2 separate regions of the Homo sapiens genome follow, and region 1 is linked to region 2. A link is a loop called in an ENCODE intact Hi-C map of the cell type or tissue named here. Cell type or tissue: CD4-positive, alpha-beta T cell. All regions are shown on one strand. Each heading gives the region's core, and the rest is flanking DNA. Links, peaks and the distances in the headings are about the cores only.

What was found. Peaks named below come from ENCODE experiments on the same cell type or tissue, not always from the same donor. Only the 100,000 strongest peaks of a DNase experiment are listed, where the experiment ranks them.
Region 1: a loop joins it to region 2, with 9 times the contacts of the local background. A loop is called at or near these places in 4 of 110 quality-filtered maps.

What each region holds. Positions count from the first base shown.
Region 1 is chr12:119,541,938-119,550,270 of GRCh38, forward strand. The region is part of intron 2 of PRKAB1-AS1 (PRKAB1, TMEM233 and CCDC60 antisense RNA 1); the gene reads right to left. Among named protein-coding and RNA genes, the nearest start is that of TMEM233, 48 kb to the right of the region's middle. In CD4-positive, alpha-beta T cell, for the core only: CTCF peaks have their summits at 3,257 (motif pointing left) and 3,464; a DNase peak (open chromatin) is centred at 3,264; H3K27me3 peaks cover 563 bases.
Region 2 is chr12:117,870,787-117,879,119 of GRCh38, forward strand. All of the region lies in intron 1 of KSR2 (kinase suppressor of ras 2), which reads right to left. Among named protein-coding and RNA genes, the nearest start is that of KSR2, 94 kb to the right of the region's middle. RefSeq lists an enhancer at 4,276-5,076. In CD4-positive, alpha-beta T cell, for the core only: a CTCF peak has its summit at 4,236 (motif pointing right); DNase peaks (open chromatin) are centred at 4,245, 5,045 and 5,405; H3K27ac peaks cover 437 bases; H3K27me3 peaks cover 731 bases.

The sequences.
Region 1 (8,333 bases), core at 28-8,027, 1.7 Mb after region 2:
TGAATATTTATTAAGAGCCCAATATGCACCAACCAAGTTCTAGGTGTTAAGGATACAGCAATGAACAAGGCAGACAAGGTCTCTGTTCTCATGGAGTTTGCCATTTTTTAAAATTTCTTCTTTTTTGACACATGGTCCAAGATGAGATCATGGAGTTCACATAAAAACAGAGAAGTCAATAAAATGCGACAGGGAGGTCAGAGGCATTATGTAACATCCCATGTCCCTCCACAGAGATACCCTATGTTTAACAGTAAACCTTGAAAAGCTATTTGGGGTGCAAAGGTAAGATACACTCCACAGAGAAACTACAAAATTAAGAGACCCTACAGGTCTCTGTATTAAATAGGAATTCGAGTGAGGGAGGAGCAGAGAAGTAAGAGGGAGCTGCCAATAAAGAAGAAGAAAAAGGACAAAGGAGGTAGAGGAGGAAAAGGGAGCTGAGTAACAGGAGCGTGAGAAGGGACTTCAGGAGAAAACCAATCAGGGGGATAAAACAGGGCAGGGCTGGCTGGTGGATCCCTAAGAACTACAATGCAAACCAACCCTCTTCATCCCTCTGGACCTTTAGTAGTTTCTGTTACATACCCAACTGTCTTCTGTGAGCCATGTTTTGAAGAAATAAAGAAAAGGCGCTGTGTTCTACATCTGGGCTGCTTGGGGGCAAAAAAAAGAGCTTGAGGTACTCAGACCCTCAACACAATAAAGAGTTCAGGGCCTGGCAAGGTGGCTCAGGCCTGTAATGCCAGTGTTTTGGGAGGCCAAGGTGAAAGAATCCTTTGAGGCCAGGAATTCAACACCAGCCTGGGCAACATAGTGAGACCCCATTTCTACAGAATATAATTGTTCTTAAAATTAGCTGGTGGAGTTCGAGACCAGCCTGGCCAATATGGTGAAACCCTGTCTCTACTAAAAATATAAATAAATAGCCAGGCATGGTGGCACGCCCCCGTAGTCTCAGCTACTCAGGAGGCTGAGGCAGGAGAATCGCTTGAACCCGGAGGCTGAGGTTGCAGTGAGCCAAGATCGCACCACTGTACTCCGGCTTGGGCGACAAAATTAAACTCCGTCTCAAAAAAAAAAAAAAAAAAAAAAAAAAAAAAAAAAAGCTGGTGGCACCATCTGTAGTCCCAGCTACTCGGAAGGCTGAGGCAGGAGGATCCCTTGAGCCCAGGAGGTCAAGACTGCAGTGAGCCATGATCATGCCACTGTACCCCAGCCTGAGCAACAGAGCGAGATCCTGTCTCAAAAATGAAAGAGTACAGTAGGAACAGGAAGTCAAAGTTAGAGAGACTACTATTACATGAGCTCTCTAGGTTTATAGAAATCTTAAACGGACATTTGGCTTCTCACTAGACATGGGACAGGAACCCAGCCAAATTGATGTATATCTCAAATGTCAGGTGACCATCACAGCTGACATTTAATTACACAAGATAATCAGTGCAATGGTGCCAAATTAAAGCAAGCACAAAAAGGTCCCAGTGGACATGAGGGAGGGGAGGACTAACTCATACCTGAGACGTCAGGAAAGGCTTTTGAGAAGAGGTGATTGATACCTGTAAGTTGAGCTAGAGTTAGCCAGAGAGAGATGGGTAGGCAGATAAGGAGGGAAGAAAGAATGTTCCAGGCAGAAGGAACAGCATGTGCAAAGGCCGAGAGGAAAAAAAGCTTAATTTGTCATTTGAGGACCTAAACGTAAGTCCAGCTGGGCCATATTTCGAATTGGGAGTGCAAGACAGAGAAAGGGAGGAGGGGGGTTGGGGAGGGAAGTAGAAGCCAGATCTTTCAGATGCCTTATAAGCCATGTTAGGAAGTTTGGGCTTTATCTGCCTGGAAATAGGAATCCATGGAAGGATTTTGAGGAAGGGAATAATTGCATTTGCTTTCAAGGGAGAAAAATGGCACTCACAAGGAACAAGGAGCTAAGATGAGGCTATGGCAATGATTGTGGGGAGAACAGCGGTGGTGGAGAAGGGGTGAAGACATTCATTGGAAAGATATCTAAACAGAAGAATCAACAGAACTTGGTGTGATGGATTATAAGTAAGGGGTGGGAGGGCAGGAATATCAGGAATCACGAGTGGAAGGTGATGCCTTAAATGTACCAGGAGAACAGGAAGAAAAGAAATTCATAATGAGAAGGTGAGGAGTTATGTTTTAAGCATATTGAGTTGGAGATGCCTGAGGGACAGTCAGGTGGGGGGATGCATAACTCAGGAAAGGAGGTTGCACTGGAGACGGAAACATAGCAGCAACATCCCACAGGTCAAGACGGTCAAAGGAAGAAATGGGAAGAGAGGCAAGAAGAGGAGAGGAGAGAGGGGTCTTGAGGACAGAATAACGAAAAGCATCAAGAAGCCTACTCAGAAAATAACATTTACTGACTGGACGCAGTGGCTCAAGCTTGTGATCCCAGCATTTTGGGAGGCCAAGGTGGGCGGATCACCTGATGTCAGGAGTTCAAGACCAGCGTGACCAACATGGTGAAACCCAGTCTCTATTAAAAATACAAAAATTAGCCAGGTGTGGTGGTGCATGCCTGTAATCTCAGGTACTCAGGAGGCTGAGGCAGGAGAATCACTTGAACCCGGGAGGTAGAGGTTACAGTGAGCCAAAATCATGGCATTGCACTCCAGCCTGGGTGACAGCGTGAGACTCTGTCTCAAAAGAAATTAAAAAAAAATTTTAAATAACATTTACTGAAGGGCTGCTTAGTTCCAGACCTCATGCAAAATGCTTGGCATATATGATCTCATTCCATCTTCACAAGCCTGCAAAGAAGGGCTCTTATATCCTCCTGTTTTGCAGATGATGGAATAGAGACTCTGAGAAATGTTTTGTACGCATGTCCAGCTGACTATGAACCCCCTCCCCATCCCTACCCTCCGACCTCCAGCCCCCTCTGCTATGAAACAAGGAGGTCACGAGAGTTATTGCGCTTTTGGAATTGAGCTCATCTAATGAGGAGGCTTTCATGAATTGTATTAGCTCACATTTGTACTGTATTCCACTGTTTCCAGAGTGCCTTCTCCAGTATTATCTTATTCGATGCTCACAGCATCCCTCTGAGGTGGGCATTATTATAATCCCCATTTTGCAAAGAAGGATATCGAGACTTAAGATTGTCCAATAGTCACATAGCAGGTAAGTGGGAGAGCCAAGTCTAAATTGAAGTCTGTCTGTCCCAGTCAGGGGCAATCTGAAATTGCAAGACTCACTCCGCCCTCCCGCTTGGCAGTTTCTGAGCCTGTTTCTCATAGCTGTAGCTCCATCTAGTGGCCTTTGTCAGTATTACTCTCCCACCCTGCCCTCCAGCAGAATGTCACTTTCCTGCCAAAAAAAAATGCAAGTATTAAACAGCAGCAACAAGACCTCTTCTGCTTAGACAAAGAGTGTTTACTCAAACAAAGGAAGACCTTTTACTACTAAAATAGACTGGGGACCAGGACAAGGCAACACATCCCCTCCCAGCTTCCAGGTTCTAAGAAGAGCCACAGGAAGAAATTTTTTTGCTTGTTAGCCTCTCCATCATAATCTTAATTGAACACCTACTAGGTGTTGGGTCCCCAGAAGTCACTGTCCCACAGCTCTGACCAAGCCATCTAAGTGGTTAACATGAGAGCTTTTTAAACTATATGTGCGCTAGAGAAGCTTTTTTCTGTAAAGGACTGGATATTAAATATCTGTTGCATGTTCTTTTTATTTATATAGTCCTTTAAAGGTGTGAAAACTGTTTTTTTACACCTTTAAACTTTTAACTGTAAATTAGAGGTCACACAAAAAGAGACCATAGACCAGATTGGGGCCGTCAGTCATCGTTTGCTGATCCCGCTTGAGGATAAATTTAAGAGTGAAGAGGAATGTTCTAGTCTTCCCCAAAAAACAGAGACAGGGAGGACTGGTGAACGTAATATGGTAAATATGTAGATGAACGGGGGGTTGGCACTACTCAGAATAGTTTTTGTCATTTTTGTGGAAAAGGAATGTATGCATGGGGTAAAAATCTTAACAGTGCAAAAGGATCTCCACTAAGTAGTGAGTATTCCTCCCCCTCCAACTCTCAGACCCCCATTCCGGTTTACAGAGGCACTCACACTGTATCCAGTAACTTGTATTACTTTCCAGGGATATTCTTCACATGTATAAGCAAAACATTTTTAATTAATTAACTAAAATGAAGCATTCATTGCGTGCTTACTGTATACCACGCATTGTTCTAAGTGCTTCGCATTCAATTATAGTTTATCCTCACCACAGTTTCATGAGGTAGATATCACTCTGACCCCCACTTTGTTGTGGAGGAAACTGGTGTTGTGGAGGAAAGTTGGGAAACCTGCCCAAAGCTACATAATTGGGGTAGGTAACCTTTTTTCTTTTTAACAGACATAGTGAGCTTCGTATACAAACTTCTGCATTAATTTGCTATGTTGGTGGTCATTTCACTTCCTATCTTCCTACTTTATATGAAGGAGGAAAGAGGCTGAAGGTTCACACCAGTGCATTAAAACCAATACCCAGACTCTTGTCACCACCCTGCCTTGGCATTTCATTTAAAGGTTTGCAGGTAAGGGAGGAACTGGACCAAAAGCTATGACCAATTGTAAAGAATGATATCAAAATAAAAGCCCAAGCTAATGTTAAAACAACACCTGCATCACTTCCTCTTTACCCAATACTGCTCATTTCAGTCCCTGAGCTTCACCTGCATGGCTGAGGTTGAGTGTCCTTCCCTGTTTTGGGATCTGGAGGTAGCCAGGGGAAGTCAGATAAAGATAATGTAGAGTAAGAATTTAATAAACATGAAAATTTTCTAAGTGCCTTATGCTAGGCACTATGTAATTCATATGCATTTGCTGGTTGATTCCTTGTAATTATCCTGTGAAGCTAGCATTATTATGCTTATTCACATTTACAGATGACAGAAAATTGAAGCTAAAGGAGGTGAAGTGGCTTGCCCAAGTCACACGCCTTCAAGCAATTAATCAAGAGTTCAAATCGTGGTCGTCTTGAAATTTTGCAATATTGCTTTAACCACATTACACTGCCTCTCTACTTAAAGGATCTTGTCTTGGGGTTCAAATTGGTCATCTTTTGGGGGGAATCAGAGCTCGAGCTTTAGTGATAATAAAATTTAGAAACCATTTACATTTTTGAAGGGTGTTCACATCCATTAGCACCATGTGATCTTCAAAGCAATCCTCTGAGATGTGCAAAGCAAATCTCACCCACATTTTGAAGACATGACACACCAAGTAATTTGAGATTTGGGTCTGGCTATTTAACTCTGTAGCTTTCTCCACCACACTACCCTGGGGCAAAGGAACCACACTAGTGAAAAGTGGAGAGGGCACAAATTCCTTTCTGGCCTAGTCTCAAAATAGCTCTGAATTTTTTTATGTTTGTTTACTTATTATCTGTCTTCCCAACTAGATTTAGCCTTCATGAGGGCAAGGACTACATCTGCTTTATTTGTTATTGTATTCCCAGAATTTCTCATAACATTTCTGGCATCAACTGAATGGATGGATGGATGGATGGATGGATGGATGGATGGATGGATGGATGCATGGATGCATGGATGCATGGATGGATGGATGGATGGATGGATGCATGGATGGATGGATGCATGGATGGATGAACAGTTGAGTGGATAAATGGATGAATACTTGAGTGCATGGATGGATAGATGGATGGATGGATGGATGGATGGACGGACGGATGACTGAGAGAAACTAAAAGAAGCCATCATCAGGGTTAGACTCATCAGGATTCCTCAGATCCCCACTGCCTTCTAGGAAATAAAGATGTCCAGGAGGCTGGCTTAGATGTGAGACTGCCCATCCTGGCAAAGGTGGAGCCTGATAGTATAAAAAATAAGCTCACAGCTCAGTGTCCTAAGGCCAGCACAAACAGTTCCCTCAATGACCCAACAGGTTGGCGAGAATAGAGCTGAGGCATTCCTTTGACCTTAGACTTTTAAAAGTAAAAAGTCTACTTTCAGAGCTTGGGGCAGGTTTTCTATTACACATCACAGAGCTAGTCCCTTCCATCACATGACTTAAGCCAGAAATACCCCCATCCTTTGTCCCAATTCACTTTTAATGTTCTGATGAAAAGTCTCTCCCGCTTGCCTTTTGGGATTATATCTATCACCACGGATGCTATTCAACAGCCATTTCCCATTCTTCTTTTGCTAGGAGTCCTGATTTTGTTCAAGTGTCTACCCCTTCCCATGTGAATCAGGATAAATTTTGATTGGTCTAAATCTATATTGGCAATTCCATTCCCCATGCTAGGGTTAATTTATAGGTGGTCATGTTACCCCAGGTTTGCAAGGGGAAGCTCCTGAGAAAGGTTTGTTTCTTCTTAAAACAAACACAGAGGAGGCCGGGCACAATGGCTCATGCAATCACTTAATCCCAGCACTTAGGGAGGCCAAGGCAGGTGGATCACCTGAGGTCAGAAGTTCGAGACCAGCCCAGCCAACCTGGTGAAACCCCATCGCTACTAAAAATACAAAAATTAGCTGGGTGTGGTGGGCACCTGTAATCCCAGCTACTCAGGAGGCTGAGGCAGGAGAATCACTTGAACCCGGGAGGCGGAGGTTGCAGTGAGCCGAGATCACGCCATTGCACTTCAGCGTGGGTGACAGAACAAGACTCTATCTCAAAAAAAAAAAAAAAAAAAAAACACAGAGCACAGAGGAAAACAGTCCTTTCCCGGAACTTATCGTGTCTTCACTAAATTGTGCAGGCACCTTGCTGCCAACAAGGGGCAGATTCAAGAGAATCACCTTGGCTGGAACATTTTGAAGTGAGTTGATACAACCTTCATTGCCCAAAGCAGCTGAGTCTGGGTTTTCTGCTACTTGAAGCTGAAAATACTCAGTTGCATAAACCAATAACAATATCATTCTCACGCCTCGCCCTTAACTAACATCTGCTCTTTTGATAGCTGTTTGAATGATAGCTCCCTCGTCTGCAAATCTCAGAGAAAGCCTTTGACTCTTTCAAGCAAGATGTCATCATGCCAAAGAGAACCCAGATTTGTTATACTTGGAACTCCACAAAAAGGCTGCAGTGTGCCTTGCAAATGGCAACATTAACTCTGCTAAAACCTTCCCAAAGATGTGAAACTCAGGGGTCACTAAGGAGCTGGGGGTAAGGCAGAGAACATATGACACAGTACAAAGCCCTTCACAAGGCAGAGACATCTTCATCCCCAAAGTCAAAATAATCTAGGAACAGGGGTGAAAATGAAAAACTGGTGACGGGGGAAGATTTTCAACAATCATTTTAAGGTGTTCACGGGAACAGGGGTGGGAAGGAGGTGAAGAATAGTGTATATTGATTAGATGGTAAGTCCTGGAGGTAACAAGTGGGAGAAGGGGACTGAAAGAAGAAGGGCTGCAGTTTGACAGGTGGAGGTAGGAAACTCATAGAATGTTTGCGCCAGGTGAGACCTTGTCATCAACCTGAGCTTGCATATCATTGAGCACCTACCATGCTCCAGGCTATTTGAGAGACGCCAGAGGTATAAAGAGAGCCTGTGTCCTCCAAAGGTTAAATAGTGGTGTTATACTGTGATGGTTAAAACAGAATGTTCAGGTGTCAGACTGAGAAAGTTCAGATCCTAGTTGTGTTGTCATTGGCTGTATGACCTTGAGAGGTATCTTCACTTCTATATATCTCATCTGTAAAATGAGAACACCACTAAAGAGTCAATGAGATAGCCTGGGCCAGTCTTGGTGGCTCACGCCTGTAATCCCAACACTATGGGAGGCCAAGGTGGGCAGATCACTTGAGGTCAGGAGTTCGAGACCACCAGCCTGGCCAACATGGGGAAACTCCTCTCTACTAAAAATATAAAAATTAGCCAGGAGTGGTGGCAGGCACCTGTTATCCCAGCTACTCTGGAGGCTGAGGCAGAAGAATCGCTTGAACCCGGGAGACAGAGGTTGTAGTGAGCCGAGATCACGCCACTGCACTCCAGCCTGTTTGACAGAGTGAGACTCCATCTCAAAAAAAAAAAAATTCAGTGAAATAGGCTGTGTAAAGCATCCAGCTTACAGTAAAGACTCAATACAACTCAGCTATGACAACAATGGCAGAGAAAGATGGAGCACACAGAAAGCCACCACCGGAGTCTGGCAAGTCAAAAAAGGTACATCAGCCAAAGTCTTTATATGCAAGCAATAGAATCTGATTCTGGCTAATTTAACTCTGAGTCTTTACATTACTGCCTCTGAAAACATAAAAATCCGATCGCAAAGCCTAAGTCACATGATCATATCCTAGTTGACAAAAAAAGCTGAGAAAGCAAGTATCTGG
Region 2 (8,333 bases), core at 36-8,035:
GGAGTGAGTTTAGGAAGCAGATGGAGTAAAGGAGACAAGTGGGGACAGTGGCCTTGAGTTCTGGCCTTGCCCTTGAGGCAAAAGGGAATGAGAATCATCTTGGGGAACAAGAGTGTACTCAGCCGAGCAGGGAAAAACCCAGAAAACTGCACAGAGTGTGAAGCTGTGTTGGGCAGAGATCGAGCAGTGCTTCCCAAACAGGGATCCTGGGAAAGAGCAGCTCTTTCTCCTAGTTTTCCAGGATTAATGTTGCAGAAAAACTGTAGCTGTCAGTTAACAGGGATATGCTTCGAGCCAAATGCTGTAATGAGCACGTTTTATGAATTATCTTCTTTAATTTTCCACAACGCTGGAGGAATGTGATATGGGTCCAATCACTGTCCCCATTGTACAAAGGAAGAAATTGAGACCTAGAAGTGTCAAATAACTTGCCCAAGGTCATCAAGCTACTAAGCGGATAAACTGGGATTTGAACCCAAGTCTAACAAACTCTTATTAACACACAAGGAATGTCACGCCAGGCCAAGCGCGGTGGCTCACACCTGTAGTCTCAGCACTTTGGGAGACCGAGGCAGGAGGATCACTTGAGGTCAGGAGTTCAAGAGCAGCCTGGACAACATGGTGAAACCCCGTCACTACTAAAACTACAAAAAATGGCCGGGTGTGGTGGCGTACACCTGTAATCCCATTTATCAGGAGGCTGAGGCACGAGAATTGTTTGAACTCAGGAGGCGGAGGTTGCAGTAAACCAGGAAACCGAGATCGTGCCACTGCACTCCAGCCTGGGCAACAGAATGAGACCCTGTCTCAAAAAAAAAAAAAATGTCAGATGAAACCACACAGCAGCCAAAACAAAAGGTATAGTATAACCCTAGTTTCTGAATGCAAAATGCATTTATACAGATAGATAGATATATATATTTGCACACAGAGAGAGAGAAAAGAGAAAAAAGGCTGGCAACTGCATCTCTGGGTTATGATAGGTGAAATTTATTTTCTTATTTCTGTCCTTCTATATCTTATAATTTTTCAATAAGATATGGATTTTTTTTAAGAGAGGGGGTCTTGGTATGTTGCCCAGGCTGGTCTCAAACTCCTGGCTTCAAGCAATCCTTTCACCTCAGCCTTCTGAATAGCTGCAATTACAGGCACAAGCCACTATTCCCCATTTATTTTTCTATAAGCCTGAATTACCTATATGATAGTAAGTTACAAATCACTTGAAAATCAGACATTTGCCAATCATAAAGACACACAGGCCATCCTTAATGTCAGCCATCTCATTAAATAAGTATGACAGGCATTAAATAAATATGCCAGGCATTCTGCTACGTACTTGATACATTATTTCACTGAACCATCACAGTAGCCTCAATAATAACCCCATCTTATTTACAAATGTGAAAACAGAGAACCACAGGGTTTAGGCAGCTCACCCAAGGTACTAGATAATTTCACATTATTTCCCTCTTTCCTCAGTTTCCAATCATAAGCTTCAACTGAAGATGTCTGTTAAAAATCAAACATTGCTACTCGTGAGGCTGAGGCTGGAGGATCGCTTAAGGCCAGGAGTTCAAGACCAGCCTGGGCAACATAGCAAGACCCCCATCTCCACCAAAAATTAAAAATTAGTAAGGCATGGTGCTGTGCACCTGTAGTCCCAGCTACTGGGGAGGTTGAGGCAAGAGGATCCCTTGAGCCCAGGAGTTCCAGGCTGCAGTGAGCCATGAATCACACCACTGCAGTCCCACAGGGACAGCAGAGCAAGACGCTGTCTCCAAAAAAAAAAAAAAATCAAATTTCTAGGCCCATCTCTTAGAAATTCTGATTCAGTGAATCTGGAGACAGCCCAGGAATCTGTGAAAACACTGAGGACTCTAATGGTTCCAAGAATCAGGCAAGCATGAGAAACATCCCTCTACTGTCTGAACAATTACATAATGAAAGTAGTTTCTCAGTCAAGCCGAAGGATCTGGGTCCTTGGACAATAAACACAGGGCAGAAACCCCATTCTAGAAGCCAGGGTTCAGCACCCTCAACAATCAGTCCCCTCTCCAAGGGCTGTGGGCTCATTTGTACAATAGGCTCATTTTCCAAGCAGCTTCCAAAGCAGTCAGCACCTGTCCAGGCCTGAAGGGGCTCCCAGTGGGCAGGGAAGACAGATGTGCAAATGCAAATCACAAGGCCACGTGGCAGGAACCAGAACAGAAGGGCAGCCAGGGTTCAGTGCGGGCATCAAGGATGCCAAGTCAAGAGAGACGCCTTTTAAAAAGCCATGTGCCCGCCAGGTACAGTGGCCTGTAATCCCATCAGTTTGGGAGGCCGAGGCAAGCAGATCACCTGAGGTCAGGAGTTTGAGACCAGCCTGGCTCACATGGTGAAACCCCATCTCTACTAAAAATACAAAAATTAACAGGGCATGGTGGCGCATGCCTGTAATCCCAGCTACTCCAGAGGCTAAGACAGGAGAATTGCTTGAACCCGGGAGGCGGAGGTTGCAGTGAGCCGATATGCACCACTACACTCCAGCTTGGGCACCAGAGCGAGATTCTGTCTCAAAAGAAAAAAAAAAAAAAAGGCCATGTTCCATATCATAAGATAATAATAATGGGAGCTCCACGTTTATTCTAAGAGAAGCAAGGCCTCATTCGTTCATTTAAAGATGTTCATGGTGCTTTTTTTTTTTTTTTTTGAGATGGAGTCTCACTCTGTTGCCCAGGATGGAGTACAATGGCATGACCTCGGCTCACTGCAACCTCCACCTCCCGGGTCCAAGCGATTCTCGTGCCTCAGCCTCCCCGGTAGCTAGGATTACAGGTGCGTGCCACCACACCCGGCTAATTTTTGTGTTTTTAGTAGAGATGGGGTTTCACCATGTTGGCCAGACTGGTCTCGAACTCCTGACCTCAAGTGATCCGCCTGCCTTGGCCTCCCAAGGTGCTGGGATTACAGGCATGAACCACGGCGCCTGGCTGAGGTGCTTTCAAAATACAGACAACAAGGGATACAAAAATCAACTACACACCACCCCTGCCTTTAAGGTGGGCTATTTCAGGTGGCACCTGAAGACAGGTGCCTTATCTGTACCTTTGGATAAGCACAGAAATCAAGAGAGAGCATTTAGATACTTTTATAGCTATTTGATGGAGTAGTCTTATGTCTATTCAATCTAATTTTTTCAAAGTGAGCACTGGATGTTGTTTGCGTTTTTTTGCATTTCATTTCCCTCGCAAATCATCTTTATTCTATTTCACAAAAGTATTGGCTGCAAAATGTCAGAAAAGATAAAGCTGATTCTTTCTTTACCGCAGAAGGCGGGAAAGGCACTGACCCTTCTACTCGGTGAATTTCAGGTATTCATCTTAATCTACCAACATCTCTAAATAAATTATTTTCCAGAATGGTTCCTTGAGTATCATGACAATGCTGAAGTGAGTGTTAGATTTTTTTTTTCAACTTGTTTTGAGACAGGGTCTTGCTCTGTTGTCCAGGCTGGAGTGCAGTGACACAATCATAGCTCACTGCAGCATCAACCTCCTGAACTCAAGCAATCCTCCCACCTCAGCTTCCCAAGTAGCTAGGACCACAAGCGTGTGTCACCACACCCAGCTAATTTTTTCATTTTTTGTAAAGGTAGAGTCTTGCTATGTTGCCCAGGCTGGCCTCAAACTCCTGACCTCAAGCAATCCTCCTGCCTTGGTCTCCTAAAGTGCTGGAATTACAGGCATGAGCCACAGTACCTGGCCCGATTGTAAATATCATTCTACAGATGGGGAAACCAGGCCTTGGAATTGCTGGAATTGTGCCCGTGATCACACAGATAAAGCAGCATCGGGATCGTGATTTGAACTCAGGACCTCTAGTTCCCAGTCCCGTGCTCTCTTCACGATTCTCTGCTGAAACAGACCATCAACGGTTGAGAAGCACAATTAGAAAAGGGCCTTTGTATGGCTTCACCCTGCCAGGCGGCCTAATTGATATTTAGGTCGACCTCAATTCAAGTCCATGCAGAGCCAAACTGAAGAAGAAGAAGAAAAAAAAAAACCCAAAGGTTCCATCTTCAAATAAAGAAACACAGGACTTTTGGAAATAGCACATCTAAGCCGAGCCCACCGTCTGACTCTGCACTGCCCAGGTGTAGAATGAGGTCCCCTGGGCCTGGGGTTAGAGGGATCACAGGTTGCGGAAATCCGACGGAGCTGGAGCCCGGAGGTGTAATTTTCCATCTCCACACCAGGGGGCAGCCTGGCACCTTCCACGACAGATGGAAAATTTTCCGGGCCTTGGCCCATCCGAGCATCCGCAGCGCCTTATTACTGTACTCTGTATTAGCATGGCGGTAAATTTAGCAGCATAAACAACAACAACAAAAAAAATCAAAAAGTCAAGACATGTGACAGAGCTAAAAATAATTGTGTCTGAAATCCCTAATGTGAAATGGGGAACTTTTCACTCCGAATCTAAACCCAAATCCAACCCAGAGACCTCCGGGAACGTCCTGGCCGTTGGGTTTGACAGAGCTCCAAATCCTCACCCCTTAGGTGCTATTTTTTTTTTTTTTTTTTAAGAACGAAAGCGGAGTCCGTGAAAGCTGGGAGGGAATGCAGGACACCATGGGGGCCTTCTAGGGACCAGGCCCTTGCAAGAACCATCCCTGGTGTAAACCTCGCAGCAGCGCCAAGGGAAGGGGCTTGGCTCTCAGCCCATTTTACACACGAGAAAACTGAGGCTCAGTAATGGAACAGGGCTGGCCTTATGGTCACACACATAAAGAGGCAGGCTCCAGAGCCCTCTGTGTCCCTCAGGACTGCCCGTCAGCACCCCATAATCGCTGCCTTCTCCCTAAAGGTACACATGAGCAGCAAAGAGCTCCAGCCTTTGAACTTGCTTGTCCCACCGGCGAGAGCTCTTCTGTCAGCTTTAGGCATAAACAGCCCTTTCCGTTCCTTCAGGTGTCACCTCTGCCCAAGCTCCTCTCAATGCCACCATCACGCCGCCCTGCTTTCTTTCCTTGGTGGCACTTTGCTATCTCACAAATCATCCTGTTTATTGGTTTCCATGGTTACGCCTCCCCCCCACCACCACCACACACCCATCATGTCAGCTCAAGAGAGCACGGGCTTTGCCTGTCATTTCCCCAGCGTTCAGATCCGTGCCTGGCATACAGTCGGTGCTCAATACATTTTTCTTGGTCTTTCAATAAACCAACATCCTTGGTGGTTAAACGCCAGGCCACTAAAAATAAATCCCAAGTCCTTTTCCAAGCGGGCACAGTGCACCTGCAGGACCGGGTCCCTGGTTGTGTTATTAAGGTTCTCGGGTGAGCAGACCCCGTGCGGGTAATGAAATCGCGGCAGCCACAGCCAGCAGCCCCGACGCCTTCCCGCCGTTGCCAGGGCGACCATTGTCATAACATCCCTGGCGCTTGGCGGCCCAGCTGACGGGGGAGAGAATTATTTGACTGGAGAACGTCTCAAGTAACCGGCCAATTTGCATCCACAAGAAAATCCCCTGCTGAGGGAGGGCTGGAGGCCTGGGAGAGGCGCCCTTCCTTCTCTCCCCAGCCCTGGATCCCAATGAGAACCGGATCCCTGAGGCCAGGCAGAGGGACCCAACAGTCTGGGGCAGTCCCGCCGAATGCTGGAACACAGGCAGCTGCCTCTGCAGGAAGGAAGAGCCCCCCTCTCCGCTGTCTCACTATTGCTGATGGTTTTTCCTTTTCTCTACGTTATTACTGCTGATGGATATTACAAACAATAGAAAAAAGGGTTTATATATTTAATGAGCACTTACTAGACAGCAGGTCCAGTAGTAATAACTTCCTTACACGATCCTTATAATTTTAACATTTACACAATAATACATTATGTCATATTTATACTATATATGTATACTGTATAATGTCATCATAGCAGTCATAGATCTCCCATATGTGATAATTCATATATAATACATAATATAATTTGAAATATATATATTTATATATATATAACAATATTTATATTATGCAACATACACAGGTTGAGTATCCCTTATCCGAAATACTTGGGATCAGACATGTTTCAGATTTCAGATTTTTTTCAGGTCTTGAAATCTTTGCATTATACATCATGAGCTATCTTGGGGATGGGACCCAAGTTTAAACACGAAATTCATTTATGTTTCATATACACCTTATACACATAACCTGGAGGTAATTTTGTACAGTATTTTTAGTGTGTTGCATTAAACAAAGTTTGTGTTAAGTTTTTATGTGTGGAATTTTCCACTTGTGATGTCATGCCAGTGCTCAAAAGTTTCCGATTATTGGGAGGCCAAGGCAGGTGGATCACTTGAGGTCAGGAGTTCAAGACCAGCCTGGCCAACATGGTGAAACCCTGTCTCTACTAAAAATACAAAAATTAGCTGGGCATGGTGGTGGGCGCCTGTAATCCCAGCTACTTGGGAGATTGAGGCAGGAGAATCGCTTGAGCTCGGGAAGTGGAGGTTGCAGTGAGCCAAGATCGCACCACTGCACTCCAGCCTGGGTGACAGAGTAAGACTCCATCTCAAAAAAAAACTTTCCGATTATGGGACATTTTACTTTTTAAATTTTGGATTAGGGATGCTCAACCTGTATTATATATTTATAATAATAAAACTCACATTTGTTGATAGTTTTTATATGCTAGCCCTGTGCCTACTGCTTTGTGTTAATAACGCTGTTACTGATAAATTATTATACAATATATTCATAATCACAATCATAGCTAAGTCTTATTGAGCACTTACTATGTGCTAAGTGCTTTATGAATATTATCTAATTGTCATATGCACTCTAAGGGCTAAGAACCATATTATTCCCATTTTGGAGATGAGAAAAAGAAGCACAGAGTAACAATGGAACTTGCCTAAGGTCACATGGATAAAACACAAGGAGGGAGGCTGCCCCCAAGCCTGTCCCCTTCCTTATTTTTCCATAGCACAGTTCAAAGTTGTCAAACTTTGTAGCAAGATCACCTGGGGAGCTTGTTAAAAATACACATGCCAAGCCCCAGCTTCAGCCCCAACCCAAGCCTACGGAATCAGGCACTCCTGGGGACAGGGGCTTCTCTTTTCTTGTCAACAAGGTCCCCAGATAGCTCAGACAGAGGCAGAGCTCAGAACCACTGCATGGGGCTTTGCCGCCCGGCCCTATGAGAGATGGGTTCTTTATTTGTTGTAAATATCACAGTTCCCATTGGGTGATCTGATTAAATGAATGAGTCTTGAGGGGCTGAGATGTGGAGAGGGCAGCTTTGAGTTGGGTATGCAAGACCAAGAATCCCAAAAAGAAGGAAGAGAAGCAAGGGGCAAAATAAGAATTCAGGCAAACTTAACTTGCACCACCGTGCAAGAATTCAGGCAAACTTAACCTGCACTAATCACTCCCGGCCTTTTTGGAACCAAAGAGCCCTTCATGAAAAGTAAATCAATAATAACACACGCTTTCATCCAGGGCTGGCTTTTGCAGGGCAAAGCCAATCCGCCTAAATTCCCTCCCACTGGTCACCACCCCACATAACACACACACTACCTGCCCCCTCTTAATCATTCACCGGGGGCCAAGCTGGACAGAGAAATATCAGCTTGCAGAGTGGGGACCCACCCTCAGCACCCACATTTTGAACAATGGGACCTCCTGCAAGTGGCAAAAAATAGATGATGTTGTTAAAAATAAAATAAAAATTGGTGGCAGGTGCTGTACTAGGGGAGGCAAGGCTAGGAGGAGGTAGGCAGAAGTTCTGAGACTTCCACGCCTGTGGCCCCTGCACTGCTGGGGGTACTGAGAGCAGGACGCCAAGTAGCAGCCAGAGAGACATGCTGCTGGGGCTACTGTAAGCAATGCGTTGCCTTATTAGCTATGGCTGAACTAAGAAGCAAGCAGAGTTAAGATCCCAGACTCGAGGTAAGAGCAGATGAATCTGGGATAAAACACACATGTCCTGAAAGCAGGTCTCACTGCAGCAATTGCTAAGCAGCTTCCCACTTTGGCCACAGAGGCTGTTCCATCTAGAGCTGCAGAGAGGAACTCCTCCCAACAGAGAGGCAACTTACCACATACAGCTATTTACGGTCACGCTGGAATTAACAAAAGTTACATAAACAATCAACATAGTGAACAAACAAAGGCCATAGACGCATAGTGAATCAACATGCATCCTATCGGGGTCGTGGATAAAAAATCCAGACAACACGCCCACCGAAATCACTGGTCATTATGCGACCTCAGGCAATCAGGGAATTCAACTCCCCTCCTACTGCCTGGAAAAAAAATTCGTTAGAATTTAACCCTAGAATTGTGTGACATAACC